2 separate regions of the Homo sapiens genome follow, and region 2 is linked to region 1. A link is an interaction called in ENCODE POLR2A ChIA-PET data of the cell type or tissue named here. Cell type or tissue: A673. All regions are shown on one strand. Each heading gives the region's core, and the rest is flanking DNA. Links, peaks and the distances in the headings are about the cores only.

Evidence for each region. ChIA-PET counts read pairs that join two places held together with the same protein. Peaks named below come from ENCODE experiments on the same cell type or tissue, not always from the same donor. Only the 100,000 strongest peaks of a DNase experiment are listed, where the experiment ranks them.
Region 2: POLR2A ChIA-PET joins it to region 1 with 5 read pairs; 2 of 35 experiments call an interaction of 5 or more read pairs at or near these places.

The regions. Positions count from the first base shown.
Region 1 is chr3:190,595,443-190,597,942 of GRCh38, forward strand. The region is part of intron 3 of IL1RAP (interleukin 1 receptor accessory protein); the gene reads left to right. Among named protein-coding and RNA genes, the nearest start is that of IL1RAP, 83 kb to the left of the region's middle. In A673, for the core only: no CTCF peak of the experiment used is centred there; DNase peaks (open chromatin) are centred at 1,099 and 2,039; H3K4me3 peaks cover 1,526 bases; H3K27ac peaks cover 2,500 bases.
Region 2 is chr3:190,704,263-190,714,165 of GRCh38, forward strand. No RefSeq gene overlaps it. Among named protein-coding and RNA genes, the nearest start is that of LINC02013, 9.9 kb to the left of the region's middle. In A673, for the core only: no CTCF peak of the experiment used is centred there; a DNase peak (open chromatin) is centred at 5,329; H3K4me3 peaks cover 659 bases; H3K27ac peaks cover 1,217 bases.

The DNA of each region.
Region 1 (2,500 bases), core at 1-2,500:
TTTAATGTTGCTAGCCAACTTAACCAGTTTGCTCTTACCTTCAGTTCTCTCTTTATCTCAGTCCCAGGTTAATATTTCCTGAGGACCCAAGCATACCACTAGAAAAACAAACTTTAGCAAAACTACCAAAATTAACGTCAAACCAGCGTTCCTGTTTGACTTAGTCTCTAGCCTCAGGCTTAGATAGGACTACTAGCACACGCAGATGGGACAGTTTCTAAGTGGCCTGATCCGCATTGGTTTCTAGTTTGGAATGTAAAAGGGGACTGGTTCTGGTCTCAGCCAAATCTCAAGACTCTCACCTCCACCCTCCGCCCTGTTTACAGTAATAGAATTAATATAAAATGTAGCACAATATAATATAATAGCATTTAATATTATTATGCTTCTGTTTAGAAACCTGTTATGACAATTGGTTGATTTCATTCAGTTAACTCTATTTCTATGTCTTTCTTTTGTGAAGATTGTTAATTTTCTGATGGGAATTTTCTGATACAGGTTCAGCTAATACGTACTGAGCTCGTTTTGCATGCTAGGACTTTTAACTCTCACACAGCACTGTAAGATAGGCAGGGTGTACATGCAGAGACTAGTTTAAGAGAAGCATTTTGTCCAAGGCCATATGGCAACTAAGTGGCACATGGAAAATAATTAACTATGGAAAGTAATTCCACTTTAGGTCTCCTAAAATTCAAATCTTTGCTCTTTCTTTTCTATACCTGAGTTTCCTGATTTTTTATACTTATATGTCTGTCTACCCCAGCACCTAGCATAGTGCTTTGCGCATAGCAGGTTCTCAATAAATATTTAATGAATACAAATATATGAAGAGCTTTTCTGTGGAAAATATTCTGCTTTGAATGTGTGAGGATACATTTGGGACAAACATCCTAGCTCTATAGTCAGGCAGCTTTTTTTTTTTGTGCTACCACTCAGGCAAAAGTAAGTCAATTAATCTCTCTGTCTCCGTTTCCTGGCATGTAATGTGGGAATGGGCATGAAAGCCCTAGAGTGTGTTGTGAGATTAATTAGTTAAAACGTATACCCTGCTATATAAATGCTAATTGCTGTCAGGAGCGTGGGTTGGATCTTCCAGTGACTTGGCTTTGCAAAGCTTTGCACATTTCCATTAGTCCTCTGTGCCACCAAGTCTCAGCCTTAAGAAACCCTTTTGGCTGAGAGGAATGATGACTTTGTGGTTCTCCCATGTTGAGAGGCCAATTTAGAGAGGACTTCCACTGTGGAGTAAACTGAATAAGAAGGGACATTATAAACAAAAAAGGAATTCTTGTGCTAGTAATTTGCTAAATTCCCTTTGCTGTTATTAGAGACAAATGTATTTGCATAACAGCCTTTTCCTGTCTTTTCTGAGGCTGGTGCCTGCAGTGAATCATATAATTAATTTGGTATTACATGACACTCCAGCCTGTTGCCATAGATTTTATTTTTATTTGTTCATTGAATAATATAAAAAGCTCTGACAAAATGCGCTCAGGTGGCTGTCTAGAGAACTTAAAAACTCACAGAACTAATTTCAAATGGGCAAATATCCCAAAGAAAAAGCTCAATAATAATAATGTTTATGAATGCTAATACATATATTTTCAGGCTCTGTGGTACAGGAGGCTGACTCACTTTACACACATATTCATTTGGTCCATGAAACATCATGTAAGGGAGATACATGGCAGGTATAATTATTTCCTTTCCCTTTAAAAATGTATTGAATTTAATTGAAGACATATTAAGCCGATGGATTGGGCCAGAAATCTTGGTGATTGACTTGTATTCAAATTTTAGTATGTAAGGAACAAATGCTTTTTTAAAAAGTGTCTGGTCTTGATTTATTAACTTATGTTATGAAAGGAAAATTCTACCTTCCTTTTTTTGTTAATCAAGATAGGCAGTACTAGTTGCTATCACAAATCTCAGTGACTTAAGACAATAGAGATTTATTTTTCACTCATGTCACAGCCGCTTGAAAGTCAAGTGGCATTCCTGAACAGCTCTGCTCTGAGCAGTGGCAGGAATCCAGATTCCTCCCATCCTGTGATGCTACCTTTTCAACAGTTTCTGGACTTCAGGGCCTCCATTTCAGGGAAAGAGAGCATCAGAGATTATGCTGGGGATTTCAGGCTCTACAGCATTTCTGCCCACATTTCACTGGCCAGAGGAAATTCACATGGCCCCAACCCAATTACCAAAGAGAAGTAGTTTTCACATGAGTCAAGGAGAACAGAATTAATGAGCATATAGACAGTCTCTACCATAGTCTGTTCTCGTGATCACTAAAAATCCATTTTATAATTCCTCCTAAATTGGTCTGAGTATATGCTTGCCGTTAAAATGTTATGTTAGCTCTCCTTTTTTATTTCCTCTTTCCCAATCGGCATTCTCCTACTTTACAAAAGAAAAATCTACATGTCGCTCATCATCTATCTTACTATTAATTATTGCCCAGGGCTATAAAGATTTTCAGGGTCTAACATGACACTTATTT
Region 2 (9,903 bases), core at 3,917-6,416, 110 kb after region 1:
GGGAACTACTGACCTACACTCATGTCTCAGGTAAGAAAACTTGAGAACCAGGTTGCATTCTCATTAACATGTTTTCTTCTAGTCAGTATCCGGGCTTTTGAAACTGTCTATTTTTTTAATATCTATTTAAAGCAAAGGAATAATTCTAAAGCAAGAAGGACTAAATGGGAACTTTCTGTATGTGTGCCTCATGTGTGATCTTCCTTTCTGGCTCCCTGCTTTCATTTAGGAATTGAGACTATAAAAATTTAAGTGTAAAAAAAAACTTATTATTTTATTAGATGAACAGTATTATTCACGTCGCTAAAGAGCTCAAAGGAAACGATGATTACATTTTAGAAAGTTGTCTCTGTTCCTATTAAATTATTGCTAAGTGTATGTATTTTTCTACCTCTTTTTCCTAAATTCTACTGAAATGATGTAATAGATACAAAAATACATCCACAGCAGTGTGAGTACTTGGACAAAAATACCACCATTTTATCAGAGCAGTGAAAAGTTTCTGACAATAAATAGCACATTCATTTATTTTTTCAACAGCTATCTACTGAGGATGTATTGTGCCATTCTAGGCATATAATATAAATGCCCATTTGTTAAAAAGAAATATGTCGGATTATGATAAATGCAATGTAAATAATAGATAAGTTCATATGATAGAAAAATGACTTGGTGGCTGCTGTAATCTGGGTAGTTACGGAAGAGCTCTTTGAGAAACTGATCTCTTAATCGACAGGTAAGTAAGAAGGAACTAGCTGTTTAGATATCAGAAAGAAAACTTTCCTGAGAGACAGAAAAGCAGTGCAAGGGCTTAAAATGTTTGGGGATCTAAAAGAATGCTAGTGGGGTGATGGTAAAGAGTAGGTCATAGGGGGAAGAAGGACCTAGATTATGTAAGCTTTTAAAAGCCAGACAAAAAGTTTATATTTTATTGTAAATAAGATGAGAAGCAACTGGAGAAATGTAAGCAGGAGAGTGGTATGGTGTGATATGTTATTTTAAAAGACAGCTTTGATTGGTTTTTGGAAAGTGAAGGTGGTATATAAATTTGGATGATTTGGCTGTAATTACGGACAAGGTAATTTAGTCTATATAAAAGTGTTAAAACTACGATAACTAATAACAAATCCATAGATATGACATCTCAAGGGTCGTTTATTCAGTGACAGCAATAACATTAAAAACTACAGCCTTTTAACCTTTTCAATCTGACATCTTTGGTGTCTTGGCTTTGTCCCCATGGTTGCAAGATAGCTGCAGTAGTTTCAGATTTTAAATGCAGACATGGCAACACCCATAGGTATAAGCTTCCCAATAGACCTTCACTCTGACCAACCTTTTCTTTAAAGCCACAAAGAGTTACGATTTACATGTACAGATTTATCTTTACAGCAATAAAAATGTAAATTGGAGTGAAAAATTATTCATTGGCCAATATTTGCCAATTAGGATTTCAAATATGAGTAACTAAGAAAGTTGTACATCAAAAAAAGCAAATAATTAAACTCTAAGTCTTAAGTTAGGAACCAGAATAACCCTAGATATAATTATTGTCCTTTAAATTTTTTTGAGGATACCACATTCATAAAAACGATCAGACTGTTTTGAAAGAAAAATAAGACTTCAAAAATAAAAATACAAATGCAGAAACAAAAAACAGATGGGCCAAAATAGCAGAATGAACACAGCTGAATACGAAATTTCTAAACTAGAAGGCAGAGCCAGTCAAAAAAAAAGTGGAGATTTTTGCAACCCACAGAAATACAAAATTTCAGTATATTTTAAAAAGTGAAAAATAATAGAGATCAGATTTCTTGACTATAATGTGATGATAGTAAGAAATTAACAGCAAAACGGTAGACAGATGAAGATGATCCACTTGGAAAATATAAAAAGAAGACAACTAAAAAGCAAAACTTTGGATAAAGAGGGATTGAAAACTACAATTATAGGCAATTACATGGCGTGCCAGCTATGCTGGCTGTATCTCTGAGACATGTTGATTATTTGCTGAACATACAATAGCAGCATATATGAAAATATGTAAGATTAGGCCAACGCAATATTTAGAAGAAATTATGTTGCCGTAAATACATTAATTAAAAAATAAAAATGATTGAAAGTAAATCAACTATGCATTCAACTCGAGAAAAAGAGAGACAAAACATACCTAAAGATAAGATGGAAGTTACTGAGCTAAGAAGCACGAGAACATGCTCATGGGGTCAGGACTGAATGAGGCTTACTTTGTTATTAAATCTTTCTCACTGAAGTGTCACCTTACAACTTTCTCTGTGCTGCAAGATCCTTTATGCCATAAAAACTTCGTTTTTGAAAGTGACACTTAGCTAAATTTGTCCAGAAATACTGTGAATAGTAATGAAAAGGTAGGTCAGAGTGGGGTAAAATAGAAGCAAATATTTCATCCATGGATGAATGATCACTAGGGAATAAATGTCTACTCAAAACGTACTGTGGGCTCAGAGATGAAGTGTGAGTTGGTCCTATAGATGCCTCACCTATGGTACTTGGCCAAAAAATGAGGGTGGGAATGAATCATACTTAGTGTGAAAACCGATAGAAAATGACAAGAAGCTTGAGATGTCTAATTTCAGGAGTATTACTATGATACCTAAATATAGGTGATTTTAGAATGCTTACCAATAATAACTTGTTTTAGTGTGATCACAGGTCATTGGAGCCTCAACCTCCTGGGCTCAAGCAATCCTCCCACTTCAGTCTCTCGAGTAGGTTGGCCTACAGGCATGTGCCACCATGCCTGGCTATTTTTTTTTTCATTTTTTGTAGAGATGTGGTCTCACTATGTTGCCTAGGCTGATCTCAATGTCCTGGAAGATTTTTAAGTGATCTTTCTGTCTCAGCCTCCCAAAGTGCTGGGATTCCCAGCATGAGCCACTGTGCCCAGCCACAACTTTAGTTTTATAGTACGTATTCATAGTCCTTATTGTTTATAGAATATTATCATTCTTTTTGCACTAGGAATTAGTTCCTGTATGGAAGTTACTATGAAACAAAATTGTGTTCAAAGTAAAGAAAAACATTCAAAAGTCTAAATTATCAGGTGGTAAGGTGGCTTCCTTGGTAGTTGAGAATTTTTCTGTCTCTCAAAACATTAAATAATGGCTAGCAGATCGCTTATAGGAAATGTTAGAGAGGAAAGTTATTTATTGAGTGGGATGGGGAGAGGGGTGACCCCAAATTCCCTTTACATCCTGACATTTTAGGATTTGTGTTTCTGGTGTACCCCACTTACTATATATATATATCAAAGGAGTCTTCTACTAATTAGCTTCCAAATAATTCTGTCTAAGCATAGAAAATAGTTGATCTAGTATATTTTCTAGTCATTCCTAGCCCTTTCAAAGATTCTACAGTTTTAACCAAAAAGAAATAAGTAATGTACATTGCTATGGTTTGAGTTTGTCACCTCTGACACTCATGTTGAAACTTACTCCCCAATGTACCAGTATTAAGAGGTGGGGCCTTTAAGAGGTTATTGAGTTATGTGCACTCTGCCTTCATGAATAGATCAATCCATTCATGGATTAATGAATTAATGGGTTATCACAAGAGTGTATCTGTTATAAAAGCCCATTTAGCAAACTTGGCTCCTCACCATGTGATGCCCTGCATTGTTTTGGAACGTTGCAGAGTCCTACCAGCAAGAAGCCCTTCACCAGATACACTTCCTTGCCCTTGGACTTCCCAACCTCAGAACTGTATGAAATAAATTCCTTTCCTTTACAAATTACCCAGTCTCAGGTATTCAGTTTAGCAACAGAAAATGGACTAAAACAGCATGCCTTTATTCAAATATGGTTGTTCCATATATTCTGGACTTTCCAGCAATAGCATTAAATGGCGTTGTACATTTTGAAGCTGGAACTTCTTTTAAGATATTCTGCTCAGTTTCTGACAATAAATACAACATAATCCTACTCATATTATTCCTGCCTCATCACCAGTGCTTTAAGCATACCAGGTATGAGTGATGTTGCTTTGACTATTATGGCAAAGCCAGCACAATAGATCACATTAACATGGTGACACTATAGGATCATTTACATAAAAACACTTAACATTTGTTGAATATTTTCTACCTACCAGGCATGATTCTAAGTACTTTACATTTGCTGGCTCGTATAATCTTCAAAACAGCACTACGATGTTGATGCCAATTTTATTTTAATTTTACTGGTGGTAAAATTGAGGCAAAGAGAAGTTAATATACTCAAAAGTCACAAAACAAGTGAGAGAGAGAGCGAGCGAGCTCAGATTTAAACTCAGAAAGTTTAAATTCCAATCGCATGCTCTTTTTTATCATTTCTACTTTAGATGATGTAGTCTATACCAGGGAGAAAAAGATTTCAAGAAAAGGAGAGGAAAATAACAAGGGGCAGTGAGATGGAGTGGAGAGAATATTGCACTTGTAGCCAAGACTTTGTATTTCTCGTTTTGACATGCCTCTGTTTAATTTTTAGTGGACCATTTAATGGCTGATCGTCATCTATAAAATGCAAATTGACTGCACGCCTCTTGATTTAATACTCTTTCTTTGTCTCATTCTAGACCTTTCACAAATCAACTTCACATGAATGATCTCATCTAAGTCTGACAGAAATTTTCCAAGAAACTTGAGGTTCAAAATAGTGGAGGCTCCCACCTCCACTGTCCCACCCACTTGGTTGCACAGATGGTAAGGATCTTCGGACTCCAAAGGCAGTGTCTCTTCCTCCTATATTCTGCTGCCCTATTTTATGTATATAAAAGCATTTTTAAACTGTAAAATAACTTTCATAGCTAAAGTGGCATGTAAAGGTGGATTGGTAAGGGTTTCAGCAGAAGAAGGTTGCAAAGAAAGAATAATTCTTGGATTTATTTGGAGGAGCCAGACTAGTTTACATGAAAACCACATGCATTCTTAATTAATTTTGTTTAAATCCCAGAACAAATGCTAAACTGATGGAAGAATATGCTGCTTCTCTGTGCTCCCGTGAATTCCTTATTTTGTAGCATAAAATGATAAATGTTTGAACAGCTGCAATTATAAAGTTAAGAAACCATACAACACACATACACACAAACACACACAAGCACACACTTTTTTTCTGTCCAGGATTGTGGATTGGAACTGTGCCACAGAAAAGAATCCATGGGTGACAAATATATTTTCATTCATTATGCTGAATCCCTTGCATGGCATAACTTTCTCTGTGGGAGGTTTACCTCAAGAATGGCAAAAAAAGAAAAAAAAAAAAAAAGAAAGAAAAAATGTGAACAAACCAGCTTTCTTGATTTATTGTCTTGGAATAGTTTCTGAGATATTGTTCTCCTTCGGGTACAAGCTAAATATTTTTGCAACAATTGAGGATTAATGGGAAGGAGTTGATGGGTGGAGACAGCTCGGCCTTAGTCATTGTACAAATCTTTAGTTTGCATTTTGTCTTTGTATACTTAAGCAGCATGAATAGAAGGGGTTGTTATTTCTTATTTAACTTATTTTAAGCACATGTGCTGTAAATATATACTGTTATGCAGGTAAGCCTGTGTGCCTATTTAATTCGTACGCAGTCATTGTAAACTCTTTTATTGGTTATATATTGGAAATCTGAGAACTCAGTTCTTGGTGTTCTGGGAAGTACATGAAAACTTACAGTGGGCTGAACTTCCTTGTTGTCTGCTGAAAATGAATGAATGGGCCTGAATCTGCTCCTTGCTATTTACTGAGATATACGTAAATCATATAATATCATATGGGATGGAATTAAGAGAATCATAGAATGTCAGATTTGGAAGAGACCTTAGAGCACATTATCACAACTTTATTGGTCAGGGAAACAGAGCCATTGTGGGTATCATGTGAATAAGGGATTTAATATAAAAACTAGACCTCATCCAATATTATAAGAACTGAAAACGTGAAGGTCTAGAGGGGAGTTGGAAACGCCAAGAAAAGTTCACTGGTCATTCAGCCTTTAGGCACTGGTGTGAGCGGGCAAACAGGAGCTTTCATGGAAATCCAAGAAATTTAAGGACTACATAAAATTTGAACAATTGTACTTGTGATATATTGAAACTTCACTAGGTATCAGGCACTATGCTAAGCATCACACATCTTGCGTCTCTTTTTCTTACTGATTTTAAAATTATTTTTCAATTATTTATATATAAATAAATATGGAAATCTATACATAGAAAAACTGAGTGGGAAACACCAAAGACTCTGTAAGAAAAGCCGCGTTGTCATCAGAACAAGGATCCTAGTAGAAAATAGTTTAGGTAGAGTCTTTAGATCATAGCATATTTTTCAGCTTCCTTTTGAAGTTATAAGAATTTCTTTTGGAGAATTAAATGGGAAAGGTAGTGAATGAGCCGAGGGAGCTATAGAAAGCTCCACAGTCAGGCATCTGACAGATCTATAAAGTGAGCCGAATACTGGATATCTGGCATGAATATGGTTCGAGAGTGGGATGGTTTGATTTGTTTTTTCTTCTAGGCTCACCATGACCAACTTCCAGCTCTCAGAAAATTTCAGTATGGTAGAGTGAATGTCCTCAGCTGACAACAGTGCATAGAAGCAAGAGTGGGGACTTCATCAGCATATGGTCCAGGTTAATAGTAACCTGAGCCAGGTATCCCAGAGCTGAAGGATTCTTAGTAGTAATAGCCATTAGCATATCTGTTTCTTGGGTCACACTGCTTAATCTAACTGGTTGCTCTTTACGTCTGTTCAATTGTCATCTGGAATTGCCCTTCAGCATAACCCTGAGGATTCCCCTTACTTGTCCCCTGTGTTAGATCCGCTAGATCCTGTATTGAAGTGAAAGGCAAAATCAGAAGCTTTCTGAGCAATGGTTCATGAACTTTACGTTGTGAACTAAACTAAAATGTTTTCATTATATTATCAGATTTTTAATTAGTCTAGATTAAAATTTTAGGTTTTTCATTATTTAGTTTAAAATTTTGAAGGCATTGCTCAAGCACTGTTTTTTTGAGAACTACAGAGACACTTTGAATCCCAGTCTTACATATGATATCTAATTTTATTTTCTCTTCCTGGAAGGCTGTAAGATTTTTCTCTTTGCATCCTATGTTCTTGTATTTGCTCAATTTGGATGTGTTTTATTCCACTTATATCAGTTAGTATTTATATACTATATACTATATTTATTTATATTTTATAAGTAATTTCCTTTTCTTTCTTTTTTTGTTCTATTTCTAGAGGTCCTCTCACTTATATGTGGGACCTCCTGAACTCATTCTGTAATTTTTAATATTTTTTCCCATGTTCTATTTTCTCAACTTGCTGTTCTATTTTCATCATTTCCTAAACCTGTTTTTTTTTTCCAAATTTTCTATTGAGTTCCTCACCTCTACTATTACATGTTTTTGTACTTTGATTTTGTTATAGCACTTCTTGTTTCATGGCTGGCTGAAATGTTTTTCTTATTTCTCTGAAGATTAAAATTATAGTTTTACTAAAGTTCTTTCTGTTTTCTGTTCACACAAGCTCTGTTCCTTCCAAGTTGTTTTTTATTCTGTGTATTTCTGTCTATATCTTTTATATTAGAGGTGACGTTCGGACATTTGTCCATCCTTGGCAGTTGTCATTTCCTCTTTTTTTTTTTTTTTTTTTGAGATGGAGTCTCACTCTGTCACCAGGCTGGAGTGCAGTGGTGTGATCTTGGCTCACTGCAACCTCCGCCTCCTGGTTCAAGTGATTCTTTTGCCTCAGCCTCCCGAGTACCTGGGACTGCAGGCATGCACCACCATGGCCAGCTAATGTTTGTATTTTTAGCAGAGACGGGGTTTCACCATGTTGGCCAAGATTGTCTCGATCTCTTGACCTCATGATCCACCGGCCTTGGCCTCCCAAAGTGCTGGGATTCCAAGTGTGAGCCACCTCTCTCAGCCCATTTCCTCTAATGAATCAGATCCAAAAGTGGATTAAATTCTCTGAGTGCTTGGCTTGGCTTGTTACCCGTAAGGAGACTTGCTTGAATTCTTGATATGATGTTAGTCTTTCTCCTTAGACTGGTAAGGTTGAAAGAAAAGTCTCTTCCAATATTGTCCTTGTATATTTGTGTCTTAAAACATCTCTTTAGTGGTTTTAAATGTGTGTGTGTGTGTTTGTGTGTGTGTGTGTGTTTAAGGGAGAAATGTGATAAAAGGGCTTTTAATTTTTTTGGAAACTAGGATGTCCCTATTATCTTACTAAGCCTCAGAGCAAATAACAAATTAAGATGGGGGAGACTAGTGGGAAGTGTTTTCTTTTCCTCATGGAAATGAGTTTAAAGGGTTTTATGACTTGTCCATGTTCTCACAACTGTTGAGTGGATAAATAAGAATCTGAATGTGGGGAAGGTGGATTTTATAGACACTGACTAAAGAAGATGTGTGCCCTGGGGACAAAATAAAGCCTAGATAATAGCTTCCCTGACAGTTTGTGAGGATCTGACAGTTTTTGGTCTATATAAATGAAGAAGGAATCAATAAAAGAGGTATATCAAATTATATAATCAAGTAAGCAATATTACTTGATTATATAATTTTTGAGTAAAGATTTTAGTCTCTTTAACCAGAGAAGCTTGTTCAAAATCTGTTAGTTCTACTTCAAAAATTAACTTCAAGTCTGTGCATTCCTCTCCAACTCCACTGCTACCTTTCTAGTCTTCAAATAATCACTAGTATTCTCTTGGCTTATCACAATAAACCTCCTACCTGATGATCTCACCTCCATTCTTCATCTCTTCTTACAAATAATGCATATGGAACTGAGAAGAGTCTTTTCTAAAATTTATATCATCCCCTTTCCTGGCTTAAGATGTTTTAAAGTTTTTCTATAACAGTAAAAGGTAAAATATAATTCCTCAGCATGGTCCATAAGTCCAGAATAGGCTGATGTTTATCCACTTTTTCAACATCAGCTTTTGCTTCACTCACTATGTTCCAATCATAATTGTTTTATTTCATTTGAAAAAGTGCTGAGAGATTTCCTGCTTTAAGGATTTTGCTTATGCTATTCTCTCTGCCAGGGATGCTCTTCCTACTACTGCCAATTGATTGACACTTCATAATTATTCTTCAGAACTTAAATTCCTTTTTTAAGAGTCTGGCATAATCTACTCCCTGGGTGAATTATATTCTTTGTTTCTTTTAATGTTTCAGATTATCTACATGTAATAGCTAAACTATCAGAAAAGAATCTGGAGAATCTGAAAAGTCATTCTTTTCATTGTGTGTGTTTGTACTTTTCCAATCACAATGTCAGAAGCATGTTATCAGATGAGAATGTGCTTTTAATTTGCAAAGTAAGGTTTTAACCCACTTTGTGTGAGATAGTGAAGTGTACTGAAACAGCATTGGGGGCTTGGGCTTTGCTGCTAAGTTGAGGAGTCACCATAGACAAATTAAATTGCTTCCATGGACTTCATTTCCTCTATCTCTGAGGTACAAAGATTGGATGGAGACAATTCCTATAGACCTTTCTGGCTTACTATTCCAATGGTGCTCTATGCTAAAACTTGGCTTTCAAATGATTTTCCAATACAGGCATACCTTATGGATACTAGCAATTCAGTTCCAGACCACCGCAATGAAGTGAATTTTGCAATAAAGTGAGCCACACAAAAATTTGGGTTTTCTTGTGCATATAAATATTATGTTTATGACATACTATAGTCTATTAAGTGTGCAATAGCGTTATGTCAACAAAACAATGTACATACATCTTATATAAAAATACTCTTGCTAAAAAATGCTAACCGTCAACCTGGACCTTCAGCAGGTCCTAATCTTTTTGTTGGTGTAAGATCGTACGTCGATGTTAATGGTTGCTGACTGATCAGAGTGCTGGTTGCTGAAGGTTGGGGAGGCTGTGAG